Linked DNA regions of Homo sapiens: region 1 is linked to region 2. The links are chromatin loops, found by intact Hi-C in ENCODE. Cell type or tissue: chondrocyte. All regions are shown on one strand. Links, peaks and the distances in the headings refer to the core of each region. The heading gives the core; the rest is flanking DNA. Region 1 overlaps CCDC85C (coiled-coil domain containing 85C). Region 2 holds the start of CCDC85C (coiled-coil domain containing 85C).

Region 1 (15,190 bases), core at 5,025-10,024, 74 kb before region 2:
GAGAGAAAGTGGCTGGGCAGATAAAACCCTGCGGAATGTCCCATAAATCAGCAGGCTGTTGAGTTACCCAAACAAACTGCAGGGGCAGGGGAGGCCCAGGCTGGGGCTGGGCTGGGGCAGGGGCAAGGAAGGCAGGACAGGCTGCAGCCATGTCTGGGGTCCCAGTTCCACTCACCAGCCCCTCGGCCTGGCTGTGAAAGATCCCACACACACCCTGCTTGCCTCCCTCAAAAGCTGGACCTGGCCCCGCACTTCTCACAAGCCCCAGCCTCACTGAGGTCCAGCTCTTGTGTTCTCCCAGCCCCATCAGAGCCCTGGCCAGGCCCCCCACTGGGGCTGGGAGGTCTCAAGAGCTTGGCTCAAGGGCCAGCAAACAGCCGTGTCCTGCGGGGGTGAGGAGGCAAGTGGATGCTCTATTACCAGCTCCCACGGAGCCAAGACAGGAAAGCAGGGATCCGGCACTGACTCCCCTCATTAAATAGCCCACGCCCACCAGACGCCGGTCAGCCAGGGCAGCCGGGCACTGGAGGCTGGGAGCTGCTTCCTGGGCCTCAGGGAGGACCTGGGTGTGGTCCAAGGTCAGGGAGGGACATAAAGGAGAGACAGAGAAGTGGGAACCAACCTTCCTGCAGGGCCCCCAAAGTGTGATGGGTTTTAGATAACCCTGGCGAGCATCACAAAGGGGTCTCAGCACGGGGGCCTTGGGCACAGCCCTGAACCATCAAATGGGACTGCCATGCCCTGACCACGGCATTAACCCTGGCTGACCCTGCCTAGGTTAACTAGAGGCACTCACGGCCCGCAGGTGGAGGTCAGATCAAGGAAAGCCCCCTCCCCACCCACCAGGTACCAAAAAGAGGAAGAGGCTACAGCCCCCACCCCTAGGCCCAGCACTCACCCTCCCCCAACCATGAGTGACACCCCTCCCCCCACCCCATCAGAGCCACCCATGCCTCTCTGGGTCACCTCTCCTGAGAGATGTACCCCTAGCTCCACTTAAGGGCGAAAATTCCAAACCACCTGATTTTCTTGGCCAGGACTCTGCAACAGTAAGAGAGTTACAAAATCTTCTCCAATGGAGAATGCATTCTAAGCCAGCACACACTCTGAATGCGTGCGTGCACATACACACAGTCTGACTACTGGGCCACACAGCCAGGAAGGGTACACCTGGGATTGGAACAGCTGCCCTCCCCTTCAGCCGGCCCTGCCCTGCCCTGCTCAGCTTCTGTTTGGACTCCGGCGTCCCTTCCTCCACATCCTCTCTGGCCCTCGACCAAATGGGCTCCCACGTGCTGTTACCGAAAACGCAGGTTTGTGCTGCCGTCCCCTCCCCTCCCCCAGATAATTTCCCTGGGAGGAGATGTGTGTGCGTGAGCGTGAGGGAGGTTTTTAATTAGCTGCACGCAATTCCCACCCTTGCCTTCGGTGAGCCTCTATAAACATTTGCATGTCCATAGAACTTTATTAGCAAGCCACAAAGCCAGGCAGGAAAAACACACAATCTCTCATTAAGGGGCAATGTGACTAATGGCGCATCAAATGAGTAACCATTATTGCACTTAAATCCAAATTAAAAATCCTGCTATGAGACAGGTCGCTGCCTTTGCAGAATGAGATTCCCTAGGATTTCCCCGAGGAGGGGAAGCAGGAGCTGAAATCACCTGCTGGGCTTGTTCTGCACACAGAGAAGAGCCCCAGCTAAGGAAGGTGCTGGCCCTTCCTCAGGGGGAGGCAGGGGGTCCACTGCCGCTCCCCAGAAACACCCACCTGCCCAGTCTTCCTCGGGTGGCTCCCTCAGGACCCAGGGAGAAGGGATCTTACACACAGAGCTGCCAGCTCAGAGCTCAAACAAGATTTCCCGAATCCTTAACAGGGTGGGGCCAGCCCTGCCAAACACTCAGCGTGGCCCCTTCCACCCTGGCCAGGCCCAATCCGCATTACTCACTTCTAGAGCCTCCAGAGGGCAGCATGAGTGTCCTGGACTAGGGAGGAAGAGACCCAGGAGGTTGCAGGGCCTCCTTTTCCACTGAGGACCGGAGTTCAGGACACCTCCAGCCTGTATCCAGGGCCTTCACTGCAACACTGCCCAACTCAGGGCCCAGCGAGGACTCGCTGGGTGAACTCCAGTTGTTCCCCAGCCCTTTCTGGGCCTCTGCAGTGCGGCCCAGCCTTCTCCCCAGAGGGGAACCCCGTCCTGCAGCGAATGCCTGCCTGCAAAGCTGCAGGGGGCCTATGTGGGGCCACCCTGGGGTGACCCCTAGGGAGCATTGTCAGAGGGGATGCTGAACAGAAAGAGGATAAGACATGGAAACAGAGCCCACCCACCCCAGCCTGCCCACCTGAGGCTGCTTGTTTGGAAAGGATGGGTGGGGTGGCTGCAGGCAGGAAGCGCCTTTCTGGGCTGTGCTTAGGGGAGCTGCTGTCACCCTGCTTCCTGCTCCCAGAGAGCTTTTGGGCCCTCAAATGTGCTGCATCGGTTATGTGTCCGAGAGGCACAAACAGAGCGCCTCCTGTGTGCCAGGCACCACGCTGTGCCCCATCAGGGAGGCTGCAACTAAAGGGGAGTGAGGGCTGGGGGTGCGGGTGGAGGCAGGCACTGAAGAGGGGGTGCCCTGTGTCCCCACCTGGGCAGCCTGCCCGCAAGTGACCACTTGGACCACCAGACTCGAAGCCCCAGGCTGATTCATACAGAATGCCCTGGGAAGGAGTCCTCGTGGAGGGGCCACCTGGCGCGACTCTGGACCGGTGTCTCAGTGCTCGGTGCAGGGATGGGTGGGGACCTGCGAGGCTCCTCCCTCCTCAGCACCCTCCAGGATGGCTGACAGGTGAGCATGGGCCCTTGGCACCGTGTGGCACAGCACAGCTCGGCTCAGCCGGACAGCCAGGTGTGGCCAGGGTCCAGGACCACAGTGGACAGCAACGCAGCCACATCCCTCTCCCCCTCCCAAATTTAGGTCATGCCAATGACTGTGTCTGACTTGGGAGACACTGTGGGGCTCAGGGAGAGGACCCCAACACAGGCCTCCCCCAGCCCAGACTCTCCTGGGTCAGGTGCCCTCCTGCTTCTGGCCTGTGGGGGCTCCAGGGGATCTGTCACAAGAGGCCAGTTTCACCGCAGCTGAAGAGCTTGAAGGTGCCGTCTGCAGGGAGGGGCCTACATCCACCCTCAGAGCAATGGGAACCTGGGCAGGAAAAAGCCACATGAGCCCAGGCCCCGTGCAGCTCCTGCAGGCACTAACAATGCCTCTGCCCTGAGCGTGTGCTAAGATGGTCTCCAGGTCCCCGTGGTCACTGTGCAGTCCCCAGGCTGGGATGGGAGCCAGGTTGGAGGACAGGGAGCTGGAGAGAGCTCCTTCCAGTTCACATTTCCCACCAATCCCACTCCCACAGATAAGCCATCATCCCAGGGGCTACGGAGGCGAGAGGTGAGACCCAGGGAGCAAGGCCACGGCCCAGTGACCACCCCGTCCCCAAGACCTGGCGACCTCCCTCCAGGAAGAGGAAGTGGGGGCAAGGCCAGGGCCCAGGGAACACCCCGTCCCCAAGACCTGGCGACCTCCCTCCAGGAAGACGAAGCACTGTGGGAGCTCCCAGGGTTGGTCAGTGATGCGTAATCAATGGTCTGGGTGCCGAGTAATAAACGCAGGGCCTCAGTGGCCTATCAGGCTGACACCTCCACCCAGGAAGTGCTGGAAGACAGTGCACCCTCAGCTGGCTGGGCTGGGGGACCCACCTGGAAGCAGAGGCTCGAATGCGTGACTTGGGGAGACCATTCTCCCACCAGGGGCCCCAGCAGCTCCAGGGGCAGCTGGGGCCACAGACTAGCCTGGGCTCCACTGTCCGGCCCCAAACTAAAGCCCACCGAGATCCAGCTGTCATCCGTCTCGGAGATCCTCAGAGGGAGAGTGCAGAGAAAGCAGGGAGGATGCAGGACAGGGCAGGGGTCAGGGCTGTGCAGCGTAGCACAGAGGCCTCCACAGAAGACAGGCCTCAACTTGACCCCACGGGAACTGCACCAGAGTTGTTCCCACGAGGGCACGCAGGAGGTTTGTGTCCACACGTCCGTCAGTCATGCCTGTGGGCTGCTCTGGAAGGGGAGGTAGACTTGGCACTGTGTAATGACGTTGTTGGTTTATCGTCTGTCTGCATGGCTGGACAGGTGTGGTTCACCTCCCAGCCCAAGCCCAGGGCTGGCACACAGTTGGTCACTGGTTCTCAAATGGGGGTGATGCCCCCAGAGGACAACTCGCAGTGTCTACAGACACTTTTTAGTGTCAGCTCGGGCATGGGGTGGAAGACCCCCGGAGGGTAATGCGGGGCAGGTATTCTGGGGCGGGCAGTCTCAGGACGGGGAGAAGGGGACAGAAATGAAACCATGTGGAGACCTGAGAGCTGGCAGGAGAGTGGCCAGTGCCTAAAGGGCCTGGCTCCACGGGTCTCGAGGCTGGGCACAGGTGGGAGCTGAGTTCACCCAGCAGCTCCCCAGTCCCAGGCCCTGTCCAGCAGGGATCTGGCTGCAGCCCAGGGTGCCTGGCATGGTGACTCATGCTGACCCTCAGAACTGTGCAACCCACGCAGAACCCTCAGCCCAGTGCCCACCCAGCTCAGCAGCCCTGGAGACCTCCCTCAAGGACCCAGGCAGCTTCCCACCGGGAGCCACAGCTGGGTGGGCATGTGGGCCCCAGCCTCGTCTCCACTAACTCATGCAGACTTGCAAGCCTCTTCTCCCTCCGTGCACTGCAGGTGTCTCACTTCAAAGTGGGGATTAGCACCAGCCCTGCCGCCCTGCAGAGGCGGGAGGACCCCGGGCACCTGGGCAAGGTGCGTGAGAAGGGGCTCACACCACGGAGAGCCCTCGGGGGCGGTCGCTGCATCACTGTCTTGCTATTATTTTGCAAAACTGGAAGTTTCGCCAGTAATGCCAGCTCGAGGAGAGGGCAGATCCCAAGAAGACTCTAAAGGCAGGGCCAGCGCAGCCTGGGAAGGAAGTGCTCCCAGGAAAGAACGGGAGGGTGCTGGGGAGTAGGGGACAGAGCACACAGCAGCGCACAGCACACAAAGCAGCCTCCCGACCCCCACAAACACCACTGCAAACACGCCTCCCACCAGGCAGCTCTACCTGAAGCCAGCTTCTCGGGCGGCCGTAGGGGCGGGGCAGCTAGAAGGAAGGAGAACAGTGTCACCCAGTAAATGCCAACCATGCCCATCACTCTGCCCAGTGCCTTCCCTGGACATCTATTAGCCCAAAGCCACCAGGACCTCAGCTGAGCCGGAGTGGTTTTCCCACACCGAAGGCCAGGGTTGGGGCTCGCCAAGGCGACTCCAGGAGCTCCACGTCTTCAGAAACTCCAGATTCACAAGGACTCACTGAAGACCTGCCATGTGCCCGGCACTGGGTCCCTAGGAGCACCCACCACCCCCCATAGCCCACCCCAAAACTCACACCAGGGTGGAGCCACCCCAAGTGCCCTGCTACCCTCCCAGGGAAAAGCAAACCTTTGAGAAGCCCTGGGATGGGGTGCCCCGGCCTAGAGGCACCCCAAGATCCCAGCAGCTCAGAGAGGCCAGGTGGGGGATGCACGCCCTATCTGGCCCCCTGTTCTAGCCTCAAGGCAAAGATGACCTGCAAGGTCGCCCACAAGAGCTACACAGTCATACCAACTGGATTTACTTTCTTTTTCTTCTTTAATTTTGAGAGAACTCATTTGTAGGGGGGAACAACACACACTGGGGCGTGTTAGGGGGACGAGGGGAGGGAGAGCATCAGGAAGAAGAGCTAATGCATGCTGGGCTTATTACCTAGGCCATGGGCTGATCTGTGCAGCAAACTACCACGGCACACGTGTACTCATGTAACAAACCTGCATGTCCTGCACATGTACCCAGGAACTTAAAACAAAAGTTGATAGGGAAAAAAAAGGAAAATAAAAAAAGAACAAGGGGGCTGCCGCTTCAGCTGGGGGTCCAGAGACATATTCCCAATCTGCACTCAGATCAGGCGGTAGAGATGAAGGTGCGGCCATGTGTGGCTGATGTCACTTACCCATGGCTGGCACTGCTCCTCCCTTGGTCCCCATGTCATTTCACACCCGAAATCCCATTTTTCAAACTCACGTGTATGTGCCATTCAGGGTAACAGGCAGACCAGTCTTGTCCACCACGCAGACCATCCCTCCCTTCCCAGGTCCCTCTGCAGGCCCATTACTTGTTCCAGTGAGGTAAGTGAGGGACAGGCCTGTGGGAGCTTTGAGGTGTGCAGTTTTGTGTGTGTGTGTGTGTGTTTTGTTTCTTTTGTTTTTTTGTTTTGTTTTATTTTGTTTTTGAGATGAAGTTTCACTCTGTCACCCAGGCTGGAGTGCAGTGCTGCAATCTCGGCTTGCTGCAACCTCTGCCTCCAGGTTTCAAGCAATTCTCCTGCCTCAGCCTCCCAAGCAGCTGGGATTACAGGTGCCGGCCACCATGCCCAGCTAATTTTTGTATTTTTTAGTAGAGACGAGGTTTCACCATGTTGGCCAGGCTGGTCTTGAACTTCTGATCTCAGGTGACCTGCCAGCCTTGGCCTCCCAAAGTGCCGGGATTACAGGCGTGAGCCACTGCGCCCAGCTGAGGGGTGCGGATTTGCAAAACCAAATCCTACCTTGGCTGAGTAAGCCAGAGCAGCTCCTCAACTTTCTGGGCCTCTGTTTGTTTGCACATAAACTGGCATCAGGCGGAGGCTGGCGGAGGCTATGGCTGGCCCACAATGGACAGGAAAGATCACGGTGGTTAACCCGCCACCCTTACCGCCAACCGCCCGACTCCCAGTCCTTCCCACAATTTGCCTTTTCATCCTCTGAACAATGTATGTGTCAGACACCATTAGTGTCCCCATTTTGCAGAGGGGGAAACTGAGGTGCAGAGAGGTTAAGCGACCTGTTCAGTGCCACTCTGCTGGCAGGTGGCACTAGTGAGACTTGAACCAGGCCCTCTGGCACTGGCATCCTGCACTTGGCCTGTCAGCCCTGGTGACTCTCCCCCAGCATCTGGCTCACGGTGGACACTCCTTACACTGCTGGTGCTAGGGCACGGAGGTGGAATTTCCTGTCTCCATTCTGCCCACATTGCGAGACTGACCATCTGTTCATTGGCTGGAAGGCTGGAAAGAGGGGGTTTCCTCCCTGGGCAAGGGAGAGGCCAAACTGACTCTGAGGTTCAACTAAGGAAGCGTTTAAAGTCCTCCAGAGACCCAAAGACTACACTGCCTATGACAGAGGTGATACGGTATGGCGGCCAACCCAAGATGCCAAACACACAGGGCAGGGAAGGGCTTGGAGCCTGCTACCAAGGCATGGAAACGCTGACCAACAGAGATGCCCACGTGGACCACCGCGACGCCAGCATCTCCGGAGGAACCCGGGCTCAGGACAGCCCATCCTCCTAGGGACACAGAACTGAAGCGTTGGCCATGGATTCAGACAGCAGCAGATCGATCCCCTCTTCCCCGCCCCTTGAAGGGCTCAGAACTCAAAGGACAAAGAGCAGCGGTTCCTTGGGGATGGGCCAGGCCCAAGGGACAGCAGAGGGCACATGGTCAGCCAGACCTCGAAAGATCCCAGGCCCTTGGGACCGCCTGGGGTGCTTCCCAGGGGCCACATCACACTGCGCTGGGCATCACCTCCCAGGTGAGGACACTGAGACTCTGGGAGAGAGAGGATTTCACCTGAAGCCACACAGCAGGTGAGCGCTGGGGCGGGGGCTATTGGAGTTTACAGGGAGAAGAGCCTGTCTACAAGCTGAGGAGAGAGGCCTCAGAAGGAGCCAGCCCTGCTGATGCCTTGATCTCAGACTTCCAACCTCCAGGACTGTAAGGAAATAAATTTCTGTGGTTTAAGTCCCCCAGTCTGTGCAACTCTGTTATGGCAGCCCTACCAGACGAATACAACATCCATGTCAGGAAATCCACCTTCATCCAGACCTCAGTTTCCCCATCTGTGCCTAGTGTGAATTCTGGGTCTCTTTCAGCAGCCCTTTGGTACGTGGCAGGCCAGGGGAGAGGTGGGCACAGCGTGGGGGAAGAGGGGAGAGGAGGAGGGTGGGCTGGGGGCCCTTCAGTCACCAGCCCAGACCCCAGCCTCGCTCCCCAAGCTGGCCCTCTGGTCTAGGGAGAGAGAATATCAGGAGAGCTCCCTGCTCTTTTGTAAAGCTGGCTTTTTTGGCGCACAATGGAGTCTTCATTTATCAGCCCAGCAGGGGAGTTAACGAGAGGCCCCAGCGTCAATTACAGCCGCCCCCAGCCCAGCCCGGCTGGGCACAGAGAATCCACAGGAAAAATAAGAATGCACACGGAGTCTTGAGATGAATCATCGTGGAGGAAGCAGCTGTGTTGATGAAATTTTAAAGCCAACATGAGAAAGAAAATACGAACAGCAATACAGTAATTGAGTCTGTGAACATGCTGGCACATTTTTAATTAAACCTATTTTGGAGTTAAATAGAGGCCATGGGTGGGGGGGGGGGTGGGACCGCGGGGAGTAGGAATCCAGGGAGGCTCCCTACCCTCCCACCCAAACCCCAAAGCCACGTCACCTTATGCTATTCCAGAGAAGAGCATTCCTCTCTCCTGCTTTTCACCAACAGGAAGAGTCCCTGCTTTGCGCAGAGGTGGGGGTTTCTGTACAACTTGATTTCCCTGACAAGATTTAAATGCCAGAATCACAGAATCTCACGAGCCAGAGTCCATGAGGCTTAGGACAGCATCTCATTCAAGGCTGTGAACTCTTTCTTCAAGATTCCCAAACATAGTCACCCAGCCATCTCTTGATTATCTCCAAAGATGGTACCCTCACTACCTGCTGAAGCCCTCCCTTGGTTAAGTGGGCCTTCCTTATTCTGAGCAAGAACAGCCTCCCCTCTTGGCCGTGGAGACTGGACAGGGATCAGCCACAGGCTCCCCAAGACACATCCACCCAGTTCAACCATGCTGAGCACTGGAGACACCAATGTGGCCACTCAGACCCTGCAGCCCTGTCCTGGAGAAGATGACAGTCCCACAGGGGTGGGGGCCAGGATCCACAAGGGTGGGTCATGACACCCTATCAGCAAAGGTGGGCAGCCCAGGGACTGAGAGAGCTCAGGGCAAGCACCAGGCCACCTGTGGGTAGTCAGGGAGGGCTGCAGACAGGAGGCCAGGAGGATGGAGACTAAGTAAACCCCATCTTCCTGGCGCCTCCCTGAGAATGGGGCCACCACTTTCCTCACAGGCAGTGCCCTGCCACGAGCTCTCTTCACCTCCCCTATCCTCCAGGGGCCTCTCTGTGCATGTGGGTCCTGCGGGCTGGGCAAGGTGGTGGTCAGGCAGGAACAAGGGTGAGACTGGCCTGCCAGCCCTGCATCCCCAGGGCCACATACATAGTAGGTGGTCAGTTAAACACTGAGTGAATGAGTGCCCACTTCTCAGATGAGCAAACACAGGTCTGGGAGAGAAAGTGGCTCAAGGATCCCCAAAAAGCTGGCGCCACTGAAGCTGCCCCAGGAATCCAAAGGCAGGCTTGGGACCCACTGCTGCCGAGAGCCAAGGGCCCCTCCCTCACCCCGTCTCTCTGTCTCTCTCTCTCCTGCATGGCTCAGAACAGCAGTGCCTTCCTCCATGGCCAGCAGGAACCCCACCCATGATCCCAGCTCCTCTGGTTCTTCTTCTTCTTCTTCTTTTTTTTTTTTTTTTTGAGGTGGAGTCTCACTCTGTTTCCCGGGTTGGAGTGCAGTGGGGCAATCTCGGCTCACTGCAACCTCCGCCTCCCAGGTTTGAGCAATTCTCCTACCTCAGCCTCCCAAGTAGCTGGGATTACAGGCACGTGCCACCCTGCAAGGCTAATTTTTGTATTTTTAGTAGAGACGAGGTTTTGCTGTGTTGCCCAGGCTGATCTCAAATTCCTGACCTCAAGTGATCCGCCCACCTCAGCCTCCCAAAGTGCTGGGGTTACAGGTGTGAGCCACCACACCCAGCCGTGGCTCCTCTGGTTCTGCTGATGCCATGGGCTCTGGGGATGCCACCAGCTCCTGGAGCCTTTGTTATGAGGTTCAGGGGCCTCCACTGCAGCATGGGGACAGGGCACCGGGGCCAAGGCCCCAGCAGCATACGGCTGCCTCCTTTCAGGGTACTGGGTATGGCCCTGACAACACTTGCTGGGAGCCCCAGGGCAAGACCTCTGCCTGCTGCAGAGTCCATGCTGAGAAAGCAGCTAGGGATGGGCCCTGGGTGCCCTCCTGCCACACCACACAGAGATACAAGCTCCTTCAGCGACCACTCCAGCAGCATGGCTTGACTGGGCATCATTTGGTGAGAAAGCAAATTTCTGCTAAAGAAACAAAATACTTTGAACCCTTTCTGCACTGGATGATCTCTGAATTCCGCGCCCTGGTTGTATGTAACAACAAGCAGGCAACAGTGGGTTTCTGTCCCTAAATTCCAGTCCAACTGCCTGCAGCCAGCAAGCCTGTGTCCAGGCAAGGGTCAGCAGCTCCCCAGCCATCAGGATCTGATGTCGGTGCCCTGCAGACCTGGCCCACGGATGAGGATGTGAACAGAGCCCTGCTGCTACCCCCAGGGAGCTGGTGGGAGCAGGCCTGGGGAGGAAGAGGTCCCTGGGCAGAGCCAGCCCGTCCATCCTTGAGGCTCAAGGCTGAAGCTCCCATCTACCTCCACCTGTGCACAGGTGGGTGCAGGGCAGGTGGACACAGGTTATGGTGGAGGGCCCCCTGTGAGACCGGGGGGCACCCCAGGAAGGAAGGCAGGAAGAAGGGCTGCTCCTCCACAGCCCGCTTGGGCGCAGGTTTTCTGCAAGTCCGTGGTCAGGAACTGGGGTGTATTTTTCCAGTGGGACACTGTGGCCTGCAGGGGCCAAGGGATCAGGGACACTCCTGTCCTTATGGAAACAGGACCATGAGCTGCTCTCTGGTTGGACCGCAGAACACATTTCTCATAGAAATAACACTGCAGGGCCGGGCGTGGTGGCTCACACCTGTAATCCCAGCACTTTGGGAGCCTGATGTGAGAGGATCACCTGAGGTCGGGAGTTCGAGACCAGCCTGACCAACATGGTGAAACCCTGTCTCTACTAAAAATACAAAACTAGCCAGGCGTGGTGGCTCATGCCTGTAGTCCCAGCTACTCAGGAGGCTGAGGCAGGAGAATTGCTTGAACCCGGGAGACAGAGGGTTGTGGTGAGCTGAGATCACGCCATTGTAATCCAGCCTGGGCAACAAGAGCTAAATTCCATCTCAAAAAAAAAAAAAGAAAGAAAGAACACTGCAAACAGCATCCCAAATTCAGAGCTGGAGCTTCCAACCCACTTCTCCACAGGAACAATGAGACAAAGAAACTCCAGATCAGGGCAGACGCGTGAGGTCACTGACCCGGGGGCCCGAGCTTCAGCCACCAGAGCATGGTCCTGGCCCTTGCTCTGCAGAGCAGTAGCCCCTGCCACCACCCAGAGGCAGGACTGCCTCTCCTACACACTGCATGGGGACCTTCTCCAAAGCAAAGGTCCCTAAGCCATGACCTTCTCCTGGTGTCACTTCTGCCTACAGCTTCCACACACCCTCCTTAGCAACCACAATGGCCCCGCCAGGTCTGCAATGGAAGGCTGGCGTCTAGGGAGCCCCACTCCACAGACAGGTGAGACCCCAGCCCCTCCTGCCCTCACCAGCCCTGGGAAGCCAGCACGGCCTGTGGCCAAAGCCCTTCACCATAGGGCACCTGACAGCAAGGCATGAAATTACAAAAGCCAGCCTTGCCATTCAGAGCTTGGCTGTGCACTTGCGCCTGTATGGTGGTGGGGAGTGGGGGGCGGGGTGTGGAGGAGAGTTCACAAGAGGCCAAATGAGGAACGTGCACTCTGCTAATCCCACCAGGCCCTGGGAACCTTCCCCACAGCCCACAAAGGGGTGAGACGTGAGGATGACCTCAGTGGGAGCTGTGCTCCCTGCTGGGGCCGTGAGCCTCCCAGCAGCCGCCCAGTGGGCAGAGAGGGTGCCGTGGAATTCCTGAGCTGGGCAGTCGGCACCAAGCCTGGCTGGTCACCTAGCAACAGGGCCAGGCAGCTGAGCCATCCCTGCGGTTGGTTCCCAGAGAGACGCCTTGGGTATCCCAGGCTGACCGCTCACGGCGCAGTGGGAAAAGCAGGGAGAGGGAGACTGGGATGAAGCCAGGGATGCGCACGAGGGCTCGGAGGCTTGGGGGAGCGAGCGGCTTGAGAGGTCGCCAAGCCAGCTGGCCCCCAACACCCAAGCGTGACTGCCCATAGCCTCCTCTCGGCAGCCCCCACGCCTGCCCCACCTGCAGCAGGGAAAGCCCTTGTCCTGGCAGTCACACGTCCCCTCCAAGCTCCAGCCACACTCAAGAGGCACAGCCCCTCACCCAACCCCACCTCCCCCCTACAGCCAACCCCTCCCACGCCGTGCCCCTGCTGCCCAGCTCTGCACAGGGGTAGCAGCCTCATCTGTCTGTGGGTGAGGTCGGGCCCAGGAGGGAGGAGGGGAACCCAGCCCAGGGAGGTACCGGCCAGTGAGTCCAGCACGGCAGAGGCGGGGAGGCTTCCGTGTGAGTCTGCCCCATCTCCTGCCTGGATCTGCCCATCTGCCAGAGGAGTGAAGCAGCCCATTTCTTCATCAACTGGGTGTTGTCCACCCTCTCAGGCCCTGGGCCAGCCCTGAGGAGCTCGCATACTGGGCAGTCAGCATGGAAGGTTGGGCAGAGGGAAGCCCAGAGGTGTGGGAGCCAGGGTTAGGTCCCTGACCCCACTTTCCAGGAGGTGACAGGTGGCAGTGGGAGCAGTTGGGGGGACAGCCTAGGTCCCAAGGGGAAGGGTGCCCTGGGTGAGCTGGAGGGGTGGGTGCTGGGTCGCGGTCCTCAAGGCAGCGCCACCCGAAGCCGGCCTACCTGTGCGAGGAGCTTGTCACCCTCCAGCAGCCTCACTTTGCTCTCCAGTTGCCTGATGTAGGTGGATGAGGGATCTGGAAGGACACAAGAGGAAGGGGGACATTAGCCTCCAGCAGACTCCATCCCCATTGCGCAACCCCGACTGGCCCCAGACCCGGCATGGAAGGTTTGGGTCTGAGGAGTCCCACCCCACAGCCAGGTGACGCCCCAGCCCCTCCGAGCCCTCGCCCGCCCTGTGGAAACAGCACGGCCTGTGGCCAAAGGCTTCCGGCCATAGGGCACCTGACACCAAGGCACGACACACAGAGGCCAGCCTTGCAGGACCCGCTGCTGCCCTCGCTGTGGGCCTCTGAGCCCTTCTCAGGACCTTCAGGACCTGTAGAAAGGTGGGGGGTGTGGGGGTGGCCTCGCCAGCCTGCCCTGGAGCAATTCCTTCAGCTTCCAAGATGCTGCAGGCTCAAATGGAGCTCTCACAAACACAGCCAGGGCACAGCCCACCCCAGGGTCGGGGTCCGGGGAGCCCCCTCCTCTACACAGTGGGGAAACAGACTCCTGAACTTGCCAAGTCAGCATCTGGGATCCTTCCAGTCCACTTCGCCTGATCACCCAGGAACTTCTCACAAGCTATGTGTGCCCACAGCATATGCTGCAGGTGAGCAGCCACCTTCCCCATATGACAGTCGGGAACCCCGTGGAACACCCTGGTCATGTGTCCCCAGTTTCTGACCTCAGGCCAAGGGAGCCCTATCTATGCAGACCACTGGTGCAGGGTGAAATTCACCCACCCTCACCACACTGACCCTGCTTTCCAGTCACATCAGGAAAACACAAAAAAATCCCATCCCCACCCCCACGTCCAGCCATCCCATACCCCTGGTCCTGCCTCCCCCCAGGCTGGGAGTCAGCTCAGCTGCCAGGATGCCCAGGGCAAACCCTCAGGGCAGAGGGCTGGGGGAAGGGAGGAGAGGCAGGAACGGGACCCAGAACACAGGCCGGGGGACCACCCAGCAACAGCAGGTTTGGAAGGAGGAGGCAAGGGGGAAGCAAGGCTGTCCCAAGTACCCCTGTGAGCCACGAAGCCACCTGGTAAGGGATGGGTTATTAACATCTCTCGCAGAGATCACCTGGCCCAGATGCCAGCCCAGACCCCATCCACCCTGACAGCTGTCCACCCACCGGCCCACCCGACAACAGGACGCAGGGTCTTCCCAGATTCATGCCGCTCACCCTCGATTGCAGAAGCAGAGACATCAGCCCCTTTGACCACACACAGCCAGCTATCTAGTCCCCATCACCACCTCAGGGCTGGGGATGGACTCCACAGGCTGTTAACATGCCTGGGGGGACAGGGGCTTGGGTGCTACTGGGGACAAGCCAGGACCACCATGCCAACCACAGGACCAATGAAGCATCTGTCTGCCCCCAGCACACCAATAAAAGGATGCTTGGGAGCCCCCTATTCAGCCCTGGACCAGGCCTAGGGCCCAGCAGAGCCACTGGCCCAGCCACAGGCAGGAGCAGGTACTGGAGCCCGGCCCGGCCGCACTCACTGCTGGGGAAGAGCGCAAACCAGCCTCCCCTCCTCCTCCAGCCCAGTCACCTCCCAGGAATGTGGGGCCTTCTAGAGAGGAGAGAAGGGCAGCTCCCCATCCAGGCCCAGCCTCCCCGCCCTGCCAGGCAGACCACCCCTGCCCTCAGGGTGACCTCAGAGCCTCACACCTCACCAGCCCTGATCCCTCCCTCCCTGGCCTCAGTTTACTCATTACTCTATCAACCCCGACAAACAGTTCCCATGCCCACCCAAGCAAAGCGGTGTGATGGGAAGAGGCCTCAGCATTCAGGGTGTGCTGGGTCCCTCTGAGCATGGGGAGGTAGGGTGCAGCCTAGGCTCCCCAAACCTTCATGTCCTGTACCCTACTAACAGGAGGGCTCCCTGGAACACCAGCTGGGAAGCAGTGACCAAGTAAACTCCAGAGACCCTTCCGGCTCCCTCACTCTGACAGAGCTAGGACAAGAACGCACCAATGACTATGGACCCACGTGTGGGGTCTCCCTCTGGGTGGAGTCGGGTGGGGGGTACCCACTGTCCCATGTGGAACACGTGGTACCCCCTGCATCTGATGCCTTGCAAAGGACAAGCAGCTACCATCCTCATTTTCCAGGTGCAGAGGCCACAAGGAACAAAGTGTCCCCACCACCAGCAGGTGAGCCTTCCAGCCCCTCTCCCCACTACCCAGGCCCACGCCACAGGTCAGTCTTTAGGACCCAGTG
Region 2 (15,190 bases), core at 4,175-9,174:
CTCAGTGTCCACGCAACCTCCCCTGACACAGCGCTCCCCAGCCCTGGAGGCAACACAGGCCACCTGGGCCACTCTTGCTTGTGGGCACTGAAGTCTGAAAAGCTGGGACTTTGGGGTCTGCCCTGTGGGGCTGCCCACAGCACTAACCCCCCTAAGAGTTATCTCCCCACACACATCCTGGGTCCACCTTGCAGGCCCCGGATTCTCAATGCCATGCTCCAGACCCCACTTCCAAACCTTAGCCATTCTTATTCCTGCCTGGAATGCTGGCTCCCTCCATTCAACTAGATGAGGACTCAGCTGCCTCCGACCCTACACTGGGTACCAGCGTGTGTCAGGGGATCTCCCACTCCCACCCAGGGAAGGCAAATCCGCAGAGGCCAGGAAATAATGAAAGGACATGGAACCCATCCTTTAAGGCCCAGTTCTAGGATCGAGACATTATTAGCCTCAGGATATAGATGAAGAAACTGAGGCTTAGAGGTTCAGTAAGCTGCCACGGCCATAAAGCAGGTGGCAAAGCCAAGATTCACCCAGGGCTCTCTGACCCTGGAGGCAGATCACTAACCAGAGGGCTACATGCCCCTCGGCATGCGGGGTGCCGAGCGCTGCAGCGGGAGATGGGGCCTTCGCACATCAGGGGCTGCCACCCGCCAGAGGCTACACGTATCACTCACTACACACCCTCCTCCCTCAACCCAAAGGTTAGTAACATTTTCCCACTTGGCAAAAGAGAAAACAGAGGCCCATGGAGGCTCAGGAACTTGCTTAACAGACTTCCAATTCTCTGCGCAAATGAAGGCAACAAGCATGGATTGGAAAATCCCCACCGGCGGAAAACAGATTAGGAGCAACCACTGATTTCCTTCTGTATCACGTGCTGGTCCTGGGAACTCAGAGGCCAGGCCTGAGCAAGAGGTCTGGTGGGGCGACTGCTGCGGTGGCAAGCCAGCCTCGTGCAGAGAAGTGAGGGAAGGAGAAACCAAGAGATGGGGAGCCACAGCCATCGTAGGGAAGGTGGCCCACCCTGCACCGCCTTCCCCCACTCCTCCATGCCAGGACACAGGGAGACAGGAATGAGGCCCCGGGCCTGGCATCCTGGGAGGAGGTGCCCTGTCTCTGTGGCAGAGGTCACCGCTCCCCTGGAACTCTCTGGGCAGCAGGCACAGGGCCATGGGCTCAGAATTCTGACACAGGAGACCCAAGACGCATCCCAGGCCCCCCAATCAGCCCCACAGGACCTAGAGCAAGTCACCGCACCACCACTCCAAGCCCTGATTTCCCCATCTAAGATATGGAGATGCTAAGGTCTCCCTCCTGGGACCATTTGGAAGCTCTGAACAGAATGGAATTGGGACTGGGATGCTGTTTGTGGCAAACTGTGAAGCACTGGGCACAGTTTACCCACCCCTGGGTCACCTGCCTGGGAGCCTCTCAAGGCCAGCCCTCCTTTCTGAGGCCCAGCATCCCAAGGCCATTGATGGATCCCTTGGGACAGGCTGGGGAAGGAGGGGGAAAGGCTTATCTAACCCACCCCATTGTCTTCACTGACCTTTGTTCCTGAGCTTGGCTGGGTTTAGGAAAAGCAGCCTTATTAGCCGAGCTGCTGCACAGAAAAGACCTATTCAGAGTTAGCGTGCTCTGTCTTTTTCTAAAGGCCCAGACCACCCCGTTCCATCCTCCCTCTTAAACCAACAAAAACACAAGCAGGAGAACAAACCTGTCTCATTTTGAGAAGCTCAAAATTTTAATCCGAACTTTAAAAAGTAAATGGGGCTCATGCACAGGCTTGCTAGAATCCTAGTTCCTCCAGGTTGGCTAAAGGGGAGTGGACCGTGGAGGAGCAGGTTATCAGGGGAGGGAAGGAAATGCCTGGCAATGGGCAGGAGGGGGGCATGGTGCCTGTCGTGGGGCACAGGAGACAGGCGGAGGGGCAGCTGGAAAAAGAACTGAAAATTCTTTTGTTTGAAAATCCTATCAGTTCATGAAGGAGAACCTGACTTTCTGGTGTTGGGGTTTACCTGTCTCAGTGTGCCACACTGGACTAGAGCAACGCACAGCCCAGTCCCAAGTCCAGTCAGCCCAGACCAGACCTCTACCAAAGGCAGCCAAGGCCAGGTGCAGTGGCTCACGTCTGTAATCCCAACACTTTGGGAGGCCAAGGCAGGAGGACTGCTTGAACCCAGGTGTTCGAGACCAGCCTGGGCAACATAGTGAGATCCAGTCTCTACAAAAAATTCAAAAATTATCTGGGCATGGTAGCACACATCCCAGGAGGCCGAGGCAAGAGGATTACTTGAGCCCAGGAGGTTGAGGTTGCCGCGAGCCATGATGGTGCCATTGCACTCTAGCCTGGGTGACCAGAGAGACCCTGTCTCTAAATAAATAATAAATAAATAAATAAGCAGCCAAGGAGAAAAGCCTATTTGCATGTACATACACAATACACAGGCCCACCAGGCCAGCCTCAGCCAGGGCTGCCTTGCATACAGATGGGCCACCTCCCACCTCAGCCACTAGAGTCTGCCCAGGGCACCCAGCAGGGCTGCAACTGCCACCAGCTCCCCAGAAAGGACAGCAGGGCCACTGTCCTCACTAGCTCATCAGCAAGTGCTGCCACACAAGAGGCTCAGATGCAAACATTCAGGTGAGCTGTCTAAGCAGCAAGCACTTTTGAAGAGGAAACTGAGGTCTGTTGGGAGAGCCCCAAGGACCCTAACAACAGGAGAAACCTACTGTGTGTAGATCCTGACCTCACTCAACCTTGTGTGAATAATGGGGCACTCTGGGTTCTGTCCATCTTACAGAAGAGGAGCACAGAGAGGCTTGGCCAGTTAATAACTTGCCCAGTATACATGGAGGAGCTGAGATTCAAACTCAAGTCACCCTGAGCCTCTGGGTAACGGGGTTATCAGCCATCTGCTCAATGGTCACTGATAAGGAAGTGACACTTCCCAGCATGGGAGAAAGAGGGCAAACCTGGGTCAGGAATCAAGAATAGGGAGTCACCAGTGTCCCCTGATTAACAGTAACAGCAAACATGACAACAGACCAAGGGCACAACAGATTCAGACCCAAGGCCTGAACACGAGATGATCATGGCAGCAAACCCACCCAGGACAGGTACTTCCAATGTCAGCCACCTTCCCAGACAAGGCTAGGAACCCCTCTAAGCCTCCACTTGCTTGTCTGTCAAATGGGGATAATACTGCTTCCCCAGGGTTCCTGTGAGAAGAAGCAAAGACCAAACACATAAGGCGCAAGCCTGGTGTCTGACCCCACTTTAGACACCACCCAGACAGAGACTCATTATCTCCCTCAGCTCAGGCCCAATCTTTGCTCAATTTAAAGTTACAAGTCCCAGAATAGAAAAGCCCAGTTTCACCAGGTGAGGTGGCTCATGGCTCTAATCACAGCTACTTGGGAGGCTGAGCTGGGAGGATCACTTAAGCCTGGGAGGTTGAGGCTGTAGTGAGCCATGAGTGTTCCATTGCACTCTAGCCTGGGTGACAGAGTGACACCCTGTCTCGAAAAAAGGGAAAAAAGAAAGAAAGAACAGCTCAGTTTCTAAGAGAAGGGCCTTTCCTGGTTTCCAAGCCTTCCATTTACATTAGTGGGACCACATCCCAAGGCCACACATGGCTTTAAGAGACAAAACTAAATAATAATAATTCCATCTGTAACCGAAATTTGTAATAATAATGCTGAATTTTCATTTCACCCCAAAGCAAGGTTTGCTGCCACAACATTTGCAGCAGTCCTGTGCTAAGTGGGCTTGGGGGAGGATGGGTTCTGTGGGAAACCCTATACTTCAACCTCCCACTGACCCCCAGTGGGGTGGAAAACTCAGTGTAGCCTAGTCCTCCACTCCTGTATTATTCACTGTCGCAGCTGACATGCTGAGCCAGACTGGGGCCGCATCTCCTTGCCCAAAACTCGACAGAGCCTTTCCTGCAAGTATGCTCTAAACACTCCAGCCCTCCAGTGTCCTGCAGAGAGGCACTCTTGCCAAGTGTCATTGATGACGCAGCTGAAAACCAGAAACATTTCACTTTCCAGCCACGAGACTGCAGCAATCTGCTCTTTGGACTGCACTTAGGGAAACCGAGGCCCAGATAACTGACCCCTCAAAAGCCCCCAGGACGGCAAAATCAAAGGGGCTGAGGTGCTCTGAACAGCCCCAGCAAATTAAACCACCTAACTTTGCGCTACTCCCACTGCCCTGAAGCAGCCTGTGGTGGGAGGTGGGGGTGGATACAGTGTTACAAAGAGAAACCTGAGTTGTAGCCATAGATTGCTAATCAGTAACAAAATATCCCTCTAAACCCAGTCCTGCCTTGAACCCACAGGCTCAGGATGGTAAATAAAGGAAAAACATGCTGCACTGCCCCTGCCCCACCTCCATGGGTATGTCTCCCACCCCAGCCCCCACCCCAACACGTCTGCAGAGGCCACTTGGCCACCAAACTAAGGAGAAAACGTCCCTCCCCAGCTCAGGCTGAGGGGTTCTGGGGAGGGCAGTTATTGCAGGCTTAGACACACTTTCTCTGAATTAGGAAAGGCTTTAAAGGGAACCAGAAAGAGCTGTTCATTCTCCACCTTCAGGCAAAAAGTTCAGGCAGTTGCAACTACCAGCAGAACTGGAAGCCAAGCTACCAAAAAACGTGGAAGAACAGGGAGGCCCCGGATCCACCAGCGAGGAGGAGAAAGCTGGCAGGGAGCAGAAGGGCTGAGCAGGGGGCTGGGAGAGGGAGCAGGCTGCAAGCTCCCACAGCCCCAAGCTGGGGCCACCCTCTGCACTGGGCGCAGCAGTAACATGGGCGTAGAAGACAGAAGCTGACAGAGGCCAAAGTTCCTCCCACCCACACCCTGGTCACGGATGACCACGGCACTTCCTGTAAGGCGATCAACAGTTTATAAATCCCTTCAGAAGGTTTATCTCCACCTCAAACCCACGAGGCAGAGGTCATCATCTCCATTTCACAGACAAAGAAACTGAGGCACACAGAGGAGAAAAGCTAGAATCCGTTCCAAATACATCTCCCTCGGGAAAGTCTTAGAGTCTCGGCTGAGAAAGGTCCCAGGACTAGAAGGGCGGAATTTATGGCAAACAAGAAAGGCTCTGAGCCCCAGGCCTCTCCCCAACTGCCTCTGGGTCTCAAGCGGCTGCCTGTGCACCTTCCCAATCCCCACACCCCACTGCAGAACTCCAGCCACCGCACACACGTGGACGCTGCTTGGTTTGGAGGACACCTGTTGCTGCAAGAGGGGAAATTCACTTGCGCTCAAGGGGCCTTGTATCCTTTGCTGTTTAGAACTTCCCGCTACTAGGCAAGGATTTCCAAGGCTGGGATGAGGCGCCCACCGCCAGCCCAGCAGTGACAGACCCTAATTTTGGCAACTACACCCGCTAGAAACTTTTCTGGGACCGGACCGGCAGCAGGTTCTGAGCTGGACAAAAAGACGCTCCACCACTGAACCGGCCCACCACCGCCCAAAGCCCCACTTTGGGTGAGTGCGGGATCCCCTGGCCCAGGATCCATGACAGCTGGAGGAGTCTGGAGTGGCGGCCGCATGAGTGGGACAGCCAGGGACCACCTCCTCTCGCCGCAGCCTGGGAAAAGGGCTGCAGCCAGGGAGACCCGCGCTGCCCGGCCCGTGTAGTCCTTACCGTGCAGGCCGTTGGGGATGCTGCGGTGGTGCGGCGGCGCCGACAAGTCGTCCAGGGACCGACGTGTGGCTCCTGCCTTGCCGTCGGGGGCCTTGTGCGGCCCGGGGGGCAGCAGCGGGGGTGGGACGTGGTGGTGGTGGTCGGGGCTGCCGCCGCTGCCCGCGCTGGACGTACTGCTGCCGTCGCCCACGTCGCGGGCCCCCGCGCCGGGCGCGCCACCCGACAGCGGCCCGCTCAGGCTGGCCTGGCTGTCGATGGAGCTGCGGGAGCCGGCGCCGCCCCCGCCGCCGCCGCCACCGCTTGCGGCCCCCGTCGCCGCCAGTGCCGCGCGCTCCTCGTCCAGCAGCAGCACCAGCTCCTTGAGCTCCAGGTTCTCGCGCAGCAGGGCCTCCTGGCGCGCCTCGAGCTCGCGCAGCTTCTGCTGCGAGCGGGCCACCTCGTGCCACACGGCGCCGGCCGCGTGGCGCCCGAAGCGCTGCCACTCGCGCGCCAGCTTGCGCCCCTTCTGCCGGTCGTCGTCGAGGAAGCAGCAGAGCTCGCGCAGCTCCTGGTTGTCGTCCTGCAGCCGCTGGTTCACGTCCTTGAGGCCGCGGATCTCCAGCAGGTGCTGCTGCAGCCGCCGGTTCACGTCGCGCATCAGGCCGCCGTGCTCCAGCATGAGGCCCACCTTCTCGCCCTCGGCGCGCCGCAGCCGCCGCGCCAGCTCCTCCTTGCTCCAGCGCAGCAGCTCCTCGTCCGGCACCTGGCTCAGCTCCTCCGACGCCGCCGCCGCCGTCGCCGCGGGCTTAGCCATGGCGGGGCCGTCACCGCGGCATCGCCCTCGCCCTCGCCCGGCCGGCGCTTCCCCGCGCCGGGGCTCCGCTGGGCCGGTCCGCGCGCGGGCGGGGGGCGGCCGGGGGCGCGTGCGGCCCGCCCCGCGCCGCCTGGCGCGTCCTCTCGCCGCGCCCGCCGGGGCCGCCCGGGAGCCCGCGCGCCTCGGGGTTGACGAGCGGAGGCGGCTGCTGCGTCGGCGGCCGCGGTGCCGGGCGCTCTCAGGGTTCTGGAGAAGCAGGCGGAGGCCCGCCCCCGGCCCAGCTCCCGGAGCCCCCGCCGCCCCGCCCACCCCGGGCGGAGAGTGGGCGGGTCTCCGAGGCCCGGCCCCGCCCCCGAGGGCGACTGGGGAGCAGAGGCGCGGCCCCCGCCGTCCCCCTGCGCGGTGCGCCCGCCCGTCCAGTGCCCTCTCAGAGGCGCGTTCCGGCCGCGGTCCCGCCCTCCCGGCCGGGCGATTGGGCCGCTCCGGGGGTGTGCGGGAGGGGCGGGGCGCGCGCGGGGGAAGCTGCGGCGGTGGTACGGTCCATCCGCGGGGTTTCCGACCCCCGCCCGCGGCCGGCTCCCGGCGGTTCAAGTTTCTGCGCCCGGAGGACGCGGCCTTAGCCAATCCCAGGGCTACAGGGCGCTTTTAAAATGCAGGTACGGCTGCGGGGAGGGGGACGGTGGGAAAGGTAGGGCCGGGCTTCCCTTAAAGGCGACGCGCGAAAATAGCAGTCGAGCCCCCTCCCCGGCCCGCGTCCCCGGTCCTCTTCCCTCTCCCCAGATAAACAAATACCCACGATCCGGGCGACGGCGCCCCTTCTCCCTCCCGGGGGCACCAGAGTTCAGGGCAGTCGGAGACACAGCGAACAATAGGACTGTGACATGGGGGTCGCTCTTCCCCGCAGCAGGGCGGCTCTTTGTCCCCTTCCCTGCCCCCAGGCTCCTCCGCCCCCGTCCCCACCCGGGTCCCCTGCCGGAGCACGCGGCGGGGCTGCGTCTCCACTCCTAGCCCAGGGCTGAGCTAAACGCTGGCGTCCGCGCCCCTGCAGGGCCAGGGCCTTGCCAGCCGCGTCCCGCAGCGCGGTCAGTACTCTCTGCCCCGATGGGGCGAGAGCTCCGGGAACCTGCCCCCTGCCCGGAGCGGCGCTCGGAGCCCCGCTCCACCTCCGCTCACTCGACCGCTAAATCCCTGGGATTCGGGAGATAATCTGCAATTCGCGGGGTGGAAACCACTGGGAAGGGTGGGAAGGTCTCCCACTGGGGCCTGAACGCCGGGGTCCGGGGGCGCCGAGCCGGCCACAGAACTCCCCACCGGCGGCCTCGCGGGACCCCCGGGCTTCCCACTGCCTGTAAGTCTGTCTCGTTATCCTCCGGTCCCCAAAGCGCATTTACGGCGCGTCTACCGCCAGCAGGCGGGGCGGGGCGGGGCGGGGGGGGGTCCCTCCCCCGGAACCTGCAACGAGATCAAATCCGCGCACGCGACAGTGAGCGGCCCACGGCCTGGAGCGCGCGCCCGCGCAGCAGCTGATGCCCCATTTACAGTTGCTAAGCCGTTCATTCAGCTGTGTACTCAGCGCCTACTCGCCGCGGGGCCTGCTCCAGCCCCGGGGGATTCTGCAGGGCACCGAACTGCCCTCTGCGGGGGACTTGGCGTCCTGGGAGCAGGATGGGGAGAAGATAGACGAGCTAGATCAGGATGAGACTTGTCTTAAGTGCTGTGCGGGGCATTAAGTCGAGCTGCTGTCATAGAAAGCATAATCAGTTGCTTTAGATCCAGCGGTCAGGGAGGTGGGGAGGCACATCTAAGCTGAAGTCTGATTGGCAAGGTACAAAGATAAGGGGAAGGGCATTCCAGGCAGCAGGAACAGCCAGTGCCAAGGCCCTAGGGCTGGCCTGTTACAGACCTGTTCCAAGAAGGCCAGTGGGGCTGGGGGTGGGCCAGGGAAGAGGCGTGAGAGCTGAGGTCAGAGGTCAGAGGGGCCAGATCATGTATGATTCCAAGACAGCTGGGGAGGCAGTGGGGTTTTAGCAGGGAAGCAACATGACCTGGTTTACCTTTTTAAGAGGCTCACCCTGGCCCACATGTTGAGAAGAGATGGAGGGGAGTACACAGAGAGGTCCAGATTCAATATCTCATCTCCCACCCGTTCGCCACTCTCTCCAGACAGATGGTCAGGGGAGGGTGGTGGGGAGAGGATGGGCTGAGCACAGCTTCCAAGGTTAAACCCCAGGGATGCTGAGGGTCTCCCAGGCCCTGCCCAAGAGAACCAGCTCCTGAGGGGAGGGGACATCCTCCCCTCTGAGGCACTGCTCTGCTGGTCCAGCACAGCTCAGTTTGGGTTTAGAGAGGGAGGGGCTTTCAGCTTCTGCCTGGGGGAGCTGCAGGTCTGTCTCAACCCCCAGGAAGCCATATTAACTTCAAGGAGCTCCTTGCAGGCTCCCTGCAGAATGAAGCCTGTGCACAGAGTTGCTCCCTGGAGATCGAAGCGTAAACGTTGGATACACCATAGGAAAAACCCACCAGCTCACCAGGGAAGTTGCTGAGACAGCACTGTGCTTTGTGAGAACCCCCTCCCCGTTCGTGCATGGCTCCTGGTGGTTCCTGGGGCCTGTTATCTCTGCCCCCTGATCCTCCAGAGCTGGCAGCTTCCGCTGAACTTCCAAGAAGAAAGTGAAGCCTCTATCTAGGTGGGGTTTGTTTGCGTCATCTACAGGCTGTGTGGACCAAGGACCAAGAGTTCCTCTGTGGAGTCTTGATAGCTTTGCTCACATCCTCAGGGTAGAACAAAGACAAGGTGCTAGTGGTGGTGGTACTGGGTGGTTTGAGGGAGGGTCTCTCTGCTCCCCACACCAGGGCTGGGAATGCTTGGGCAGAACAGGACAGGACCAGAGGAGGTGAGAGGGCCCAGGGCTGAAACAGCGTCCTGAAGGAAAAGGGACTCCCCAGGCCAGAGCCCCCTCCCGGAGGGCCCATATCGCAGGGTCCAGCAGTAGGTGCCATGCCCCCTGGAGTACTCACAGCCCAACAGAACCAGGATCCCAAAATGTCAACGTGACTTTGCCTTTTTTTTTTTTTTTTTTTTTTTTTTGGCTAAGACAGGGTCTCACTCTGTCTCCCAGGCTGGAGTGCAGTGGCATGATCTTGGCTCAGTGCAGCCTCAACCTCCGGGCTCAAGAGATCCTCCCACCTCAGCCTCCTGAGTAGCTGGGACCACAGGCACCACCATGCCTGGCTATTTTCTTTTCTTTTCTTTTTTCCCCCATAGAGACAGAGTCTCACTGTGTTTCCCAGGCTGGTCTCAAACTCCTGTGCTCAAGCAATCCAATTCTCCTGCCTCAGTGACTTTGCTTCTTAAGCCCCTTGGTCATGACAACTCTGCTTTGTTATGAAAACAGTGAAACCAAATCATGGTGCACTAACAGTCATACTGTAGGTGCCCAGGGAAAGTAGCTGTGAGTCTTTTCAAAATAAAGGTGCCCCACCAACATTCTACCCCCCTTTTTTTAAAGACTCTCCCAGGATGTGTGTGTTCATTTAGAGCCACACACATTTGTGAGAGCCAGCAGGGGCTGAGAACCGGTACGCTAACACACGGTAGATGCTAATACATGGTAGACAAAATACTCCAAAACCTAGGGCCTGTGGGGGGAGTACTGGTACAAGCTGGTGACAAGCAGAGTGTGCCCCTCACTTTCAGGGGGAATGGACTTTCTTACTCTTCTCTATGGTTGGGGCTGTGAGCTCCAACCCCAGAGGCAGTACCATTTGGTGTTTGCTGAGTGAATGTCAAACCTCTCAGTACGTGACAGATTGAGTCTGAGGCTTCATTTTGAAGGTGAGGAAAAACAGAGCCCCAGAAGGGAGATGCCTGGCCCAAGGTCACTTTCATTCATTAGCTCACTGAACATAGAGGAAATCTATGAGTATATATGCATTTATACACAAACACATTTAAATGGGAATATATATATACACATTGCAATGCATTGTGGTAAGTACTGCAAATGAGAATGGGCAGAACACATCATTGTGGGAGCATGCTCAGGCACTGGGAGTGGCTTCCTAGAGGAGGTGAATCTTGAAGGAGTTTGTCGTCTTGTGGAGTGGGGAGGAGGCTCCAGGTGGAGGAAGCAGTACAAGCAAAGGCCCAGAGGTGAGCAGGCGAGGGGTGTGGAGAGACACTATTACACCTTGCAGCTGGGGTATACAGAAGGGAACAGCAGGGTGGGGAAAGTCGGGAAGAGGTTGAGCGATGGAGCTGGGCAGAGGAGGGCTTTGTAAGCCTCAGAAGGAAGCTGGACCCTTTCCCTGGGAGCTCTGATATCTAATAATAATGGCAATGACAATGACAATAACCAACACCACCTGCCGCTTATCCTAGACTCAGTATATGCCAATGATTCTAACCTGTCCTCTTTTGAGGGTTATAATAAACCTATGAGGAGGTGTCATTAGCCCTTCGAGGATTGAACATGGGTTCTTATTGGCTGGTTGTTTGCCTCCAAGAAGCTCAGCTCATTGGGCGTGAACTTACAGGCAGTGTTCAGAGGCTTGTGGACACCCAAGGACTCTGGTATGGCCAACAAAGTGTTTGGTGGTAGCTGAATCTTCTTCAGGACAGTGAGGCAATGGTGGCTGACCAGGTCTGGGCCAGACTATGAGGTATCATCCTGAAAGGCTACCAGCAGCAAGAAGTCAGGGTCCACTGAAAAGTGGTTAAGTGTTACTAATATGGACAATGTTGACTGGGCACTTTCTAGGTACCCAGCACTGTGCTAGAGTTCCACATAGATTGTCTCACTGACTCCTCACTGATGCGGTAAGAACCCTCTGTTCCCATTTTACAGAGTAAGAAACTGAGGCTCACACAGGTTAAGTCACTTGCCCAAGGTCACATGGCTAGCAAGTGGCTGAACCAGGATTTGAACCCAGGACCATCTGAGCTCCAGAGTGTATCTGACCCCATAGACTACTGTCTCCCACACCTCAGTTTCCCTTCTCAAGAAGGAGGAATGGGGTGGATGCTCTGCGATGTCTCTTCTGCTGTGACTCTGGTTCTGTGATGCTGAGTGTCTGCAAGGTGCCTGGACCCATGTTCACCACCCACTTCCTCCTGCTTCAGGCTTTTCCATGTTGTGACCAAGCCTCAGTGGCTCTGACGCCTCTGGATGGCACCTGTGGTCAGAGCTCTCCAGCTATTTCTACTGATAGAACACTGCATGTCATTAGCTCAGTCTCCCTGCAACTCTATCACTGTCTGGGTGGGTGACCCTAGACCAGTCCCTTGTCCTCTCAGAGCCCCAGTATTCTCATCCAAGCCCTCCCTGACAGAGCTAGTGTTAAGCACTTGGCAGAGCTCTTGCAAAGCTCTGGGGAGGGGAGCCACGCTTCCTTTCCCATCCTCTGCACCAGGACTATCTTCCCATGAGGATATTTCTACCCATTTTCCAGAGGCAAACACTGAGGTCCAGTGAAACAAGGATTGTCCAGGAAACCCCATGCTTGCCCCTGGCAGACTGGGCTACAAAGGATTCTGGGTATGGCCCTGGGCTGCCACCTTCTTCCTTTTGGGGTGGGGCCAGCCCAGAATATGGGGATCCTCAAGAACACAGAGTTCCGAGGTCATGTGTCTCAACTCCCACATTTATAGGTGGGGAAACCGCATGAAGCTGGGACTGCCAGTTTCCCTACATGCTGGACCGCCAGGGGCAGCAGTGAGAGGGCTAGGGGAGGATGGGTTCCTTCATCCCCACTGTTAACCATCGTGCCAGGCACCTTTCTGGAGCTCAGGAAGTCCGCACTGCACAGGACGGCTGCCTAGAACCGCTGATGTTGCAAGGCAAGGGTGCAGCTGAAGCCCAAAGGGCCTCACATGTTGACAAAAAGCCTCAAGTATAACCTGATGGCAGTGGGGAGCCACAGAAAGGCTTAGAGCAGAGGAGAGATCTGGCCAGACTTGTGTGTGATTAGAAAGCACTCAACAGGAGGTTTGAGGGGAGATCACTGAGACTAGCAGACAGTGAGAAGGCTTTGAGGCCAGGCAGGCCAGAGCCAGAGCCAAGTGTGATGGAAATAAAGAGATTGATGGGGGCTGTCAGCATCTGACCCCTCCCTTTCCATGACTTCCCAGCCAGAGCCATGGAAATTCTCCGCCTGCCCCTTTAGCTGCTGACATCTCCTCACACCATCGCCTGATGGAACAAGACAAGAGGGAGGCTCAACATACTGGGGAAACTGAGTCAGGGGAGTTCTTTGCAGAGCTGGCTATTGCCTCAATGCACTTAATATTATTCTTATGGTGAACTGGTTCATATTACAAAGAACACTGAGAAGCATATGCCTGGGAGCCCACCACCCAGACTAAAGTATTACCACTTCTGCTTTTGATGCTCCTGCAGCCCCTCCTGGTCACAGGTCCCAGCCTTCCCCGACCCAAGGGTATCTGGGAATCTCAGTGTTGTGTTGGTTATTCCTGTGCTTTCAGCTTACCATATTTCTCCCTTATAAGATAGTGTTTAGACCAGGCACGGTGGCTCACACCTGTAATCCCAGCACTTTGGGAGGCCAAGGCAGGTGGATCACTTGAGGCCCGGAGTTCGAGACCAGCCTGGCTAACATGACAAAACCCCCATCTCCAGTGAAAATACAAAAATTAGCCAGGTGTGGTGGCAGGTGCCTGTAATCCTAGCTATTCAGGAGGCTGAGGCAGGAGAATCGCTTGAACCCGGGAGGCAGAGGTTGCAGTGAGCAGAGATCATGCCACTGCACTCTAGCCTAGACAACAGAGCAAGACTCCACCTCAAAAAAAAATAGTGTTTGATTTTGCATGCTTTTGAACTCTTTCATGGCATGGTCCTTCATGTGTTCATTTGCAGCGTGCTTCTGCCCTCATTATGTTGGTACATGTAGCTGTAGTTCATTCATTTTCATAGCCATATAGCAAGGTTACTCAACCTCAGCGTGGTTGTGAGGGGCTACTGTGTGCATTGTAGGACATTCACCAGCAACCCTGGCCTCCACCCATTTGACGGAAGTAGTACCCCTGTCCCCCACTTTAAAAACTAAAAATATTTTCATACATTGCCGAATTGCCCTTGGCTAAGAACTACTGCTATCTTAGATCCATTGCATGCATATATTACCTTTACTTTTCTCCTGTTGAAGACATTTGTTTCTAGTTTTGTTTGTTTGTTCATTTGAGACTCTGTCACCCAGGCCAGAGTGCAATGGTTCAGTCATGGCTGACTGCAGCCTTAACCTCCCAGACTCACTCAAGTGATCCTCCTGCCTCAGCCTCCTGAGTAGCTTGGACTACAGGCTCTCACCACCTGTAATTTTTTTTTTTTTTTTTTGAGATGGAGTCTCACTCTGTCACCCAGGCTGGAGTGCAATAGCACTATCTCGGCTCACTGCAACCTCCACCTCCTGGGTTCAAGTGATTCCCCTGCCTCAGCCTTCTGAGTAGCTGAGATTACAGGCATCCACCACCACGCCCAGGTAATTTTTAGTAAAGACAGGGTTTCACCATGTTGGTCAGGCTGGTCTCGAACTCCTGACCTCAGGTGATCCACCCACCTTGGCCTCCCAAAATCCTGGGATTAAAAATGTGAGCCACCGTGCCTGGCCTTTTTTTTTTTTTTTTTTTTTAAAGAAAGATTGGTTCTCACTATGTTGCCCAGGCTGATCTTGAACTTCTGGCCTCAAGTGATCCTCCTGCCTCAGCCTCCTAAAGTGTTGGGATTTCAGGTGGGAGCCACCATGCCCAGCCTAGTTTTTGGGTTGTTTTTTTTTTTTCCTATAAGCAATGCCCTGTGGACCTTCTTATACGCGTGTCCCAACGCACATGAGTATGAACTTTGCTCACATCTATACCAAGACAGAGAATGTCAGGGTCACACAGTACACACAGGTTGGCTAGACAGTGCCAAAGTGCTTTCCAAAGAGCTGGGGCTAATTCTTACTCCTGCCAGAAGGATATGGGATGTGCCTTGCCCATCCTCGGTGATGTCTAGGGTTGTCACTCTGGTGGGCAAAGATGCTTGTACTTTCTTTAACCTGCTTTGTCTTTCTTGAGGCTCTGTATTAATTTATTCTCACCTGCTATGAAGAAATACCCAACACTGGGTAATTTACAAAGGAAAGAGGCTTGATTGACTCACAGTTCCGCGTGGCCAGGGAAGCCTCAGGAAACTTACCAATCACGGTGGCAGGAGAGAGAATGAGAGCCGAGCGATGGGGAGAGCCCCTTAGAAAACCATCAGGTCTTGTGAGAACTCACTGACGATGAGAGAAACTGCCCTTATGATTCAACTATCTCCACCTGGTCCCGCCCTTGACACGTGGGGATTATTACAATTCAAGGTGAGATGTGGGTGGGGACACAGAGCCAAGGCTTATCGGGCTCTCAGAGCACAAGAGAAGCCCAGGCCAAATTTCATACTGGAGGTGCCCCATGTATTGGGAATAAAACCCAGAAGAAGAAGAGGAAACAGCAGAGCAGGTTTACTCACTTGGGATTTAATTGAAGTGTTTGTATTAATCAAATTGATGCTTTCACAGGTACACAAATACAATGTAACATGATTTATGCTACTTATAATTACGGGGTTTACATCAAGTGACAGATTCCAGGCCCCAGACACATGGTCTTTCTTTGAGCCCAGCTGTGCACTTCTGTAACTGTTGCACCACTGTGCTGGGAGTGGTGAGGCCCAGGCCCACCCGTG

Evidence for each region. Hi-C counts contacts between places; a loop is a spot of excess contacts. Peaks named below come from ENCODE experiments on the same cell type or tissue, not always from the same donor. Only the 100,000 strongest peaks of a DNase experiment are listed, where the experiment ranks them.
Region 1: a loop joins it to region 2, with 2.5 times the contacts of the local background. A loop is called at or near these places in 21 of 110 quality-filtered maps.

What each region holds. Positions count from the first base shown.
Region 1 is chr14:99,523,096-99,538,285 of GRCh38, forward strand. CCDC85C (coiled-coil domain containing 85C) reads right to left here. Exons shown (of 6, transcript NM_001144995.2): 2 at 12,920-12,993. LOC105370661 (a long non-coding RNA gene) reads left to right here and starts at 13,522. Exons shown (of 3, transcript XR_944200.4): 1 at 13,522-13,571; 2 at 14,346-14,440; 3 at 14,844-14,917. RefSeq lists enhancers at 6,513-7,035, 7,558-8,080, 8,081-8,601, 10,538-11,139, 14,257-14,848 and 1 more. In chondrocyte, for the core only: a CTCF peak has its summit at 6,921; no DNase peak of the experiment used is centred there.
Region 2 is chr14:99,597,496-99,612,685 of GRCh38, forward strand. CCDC85C (coiled-coil domain containing 85C) reads right to left here and starts at 6,712. Exons shown (of 6, transcript NM_001144995.2): 1 at 5,672-6,712. The coding sequence starts at 6,464. It also overlaps a transcript of HHIPL1 not described here. RefSeq lists enhancers at 493-1,375, 4,907-5,560, 6,267-6,386, 8,977-9,271 and silencers at 723-923, 6,647-7,176, 7,317-7,456, 7,517-7,586, 7,767-7,916. In chondrocyte, for the core only: a CTCF peak has its summit at 6,234 (motif pointing right); DNase peaks (open chromatin) are centred at 6,203 and 6,980.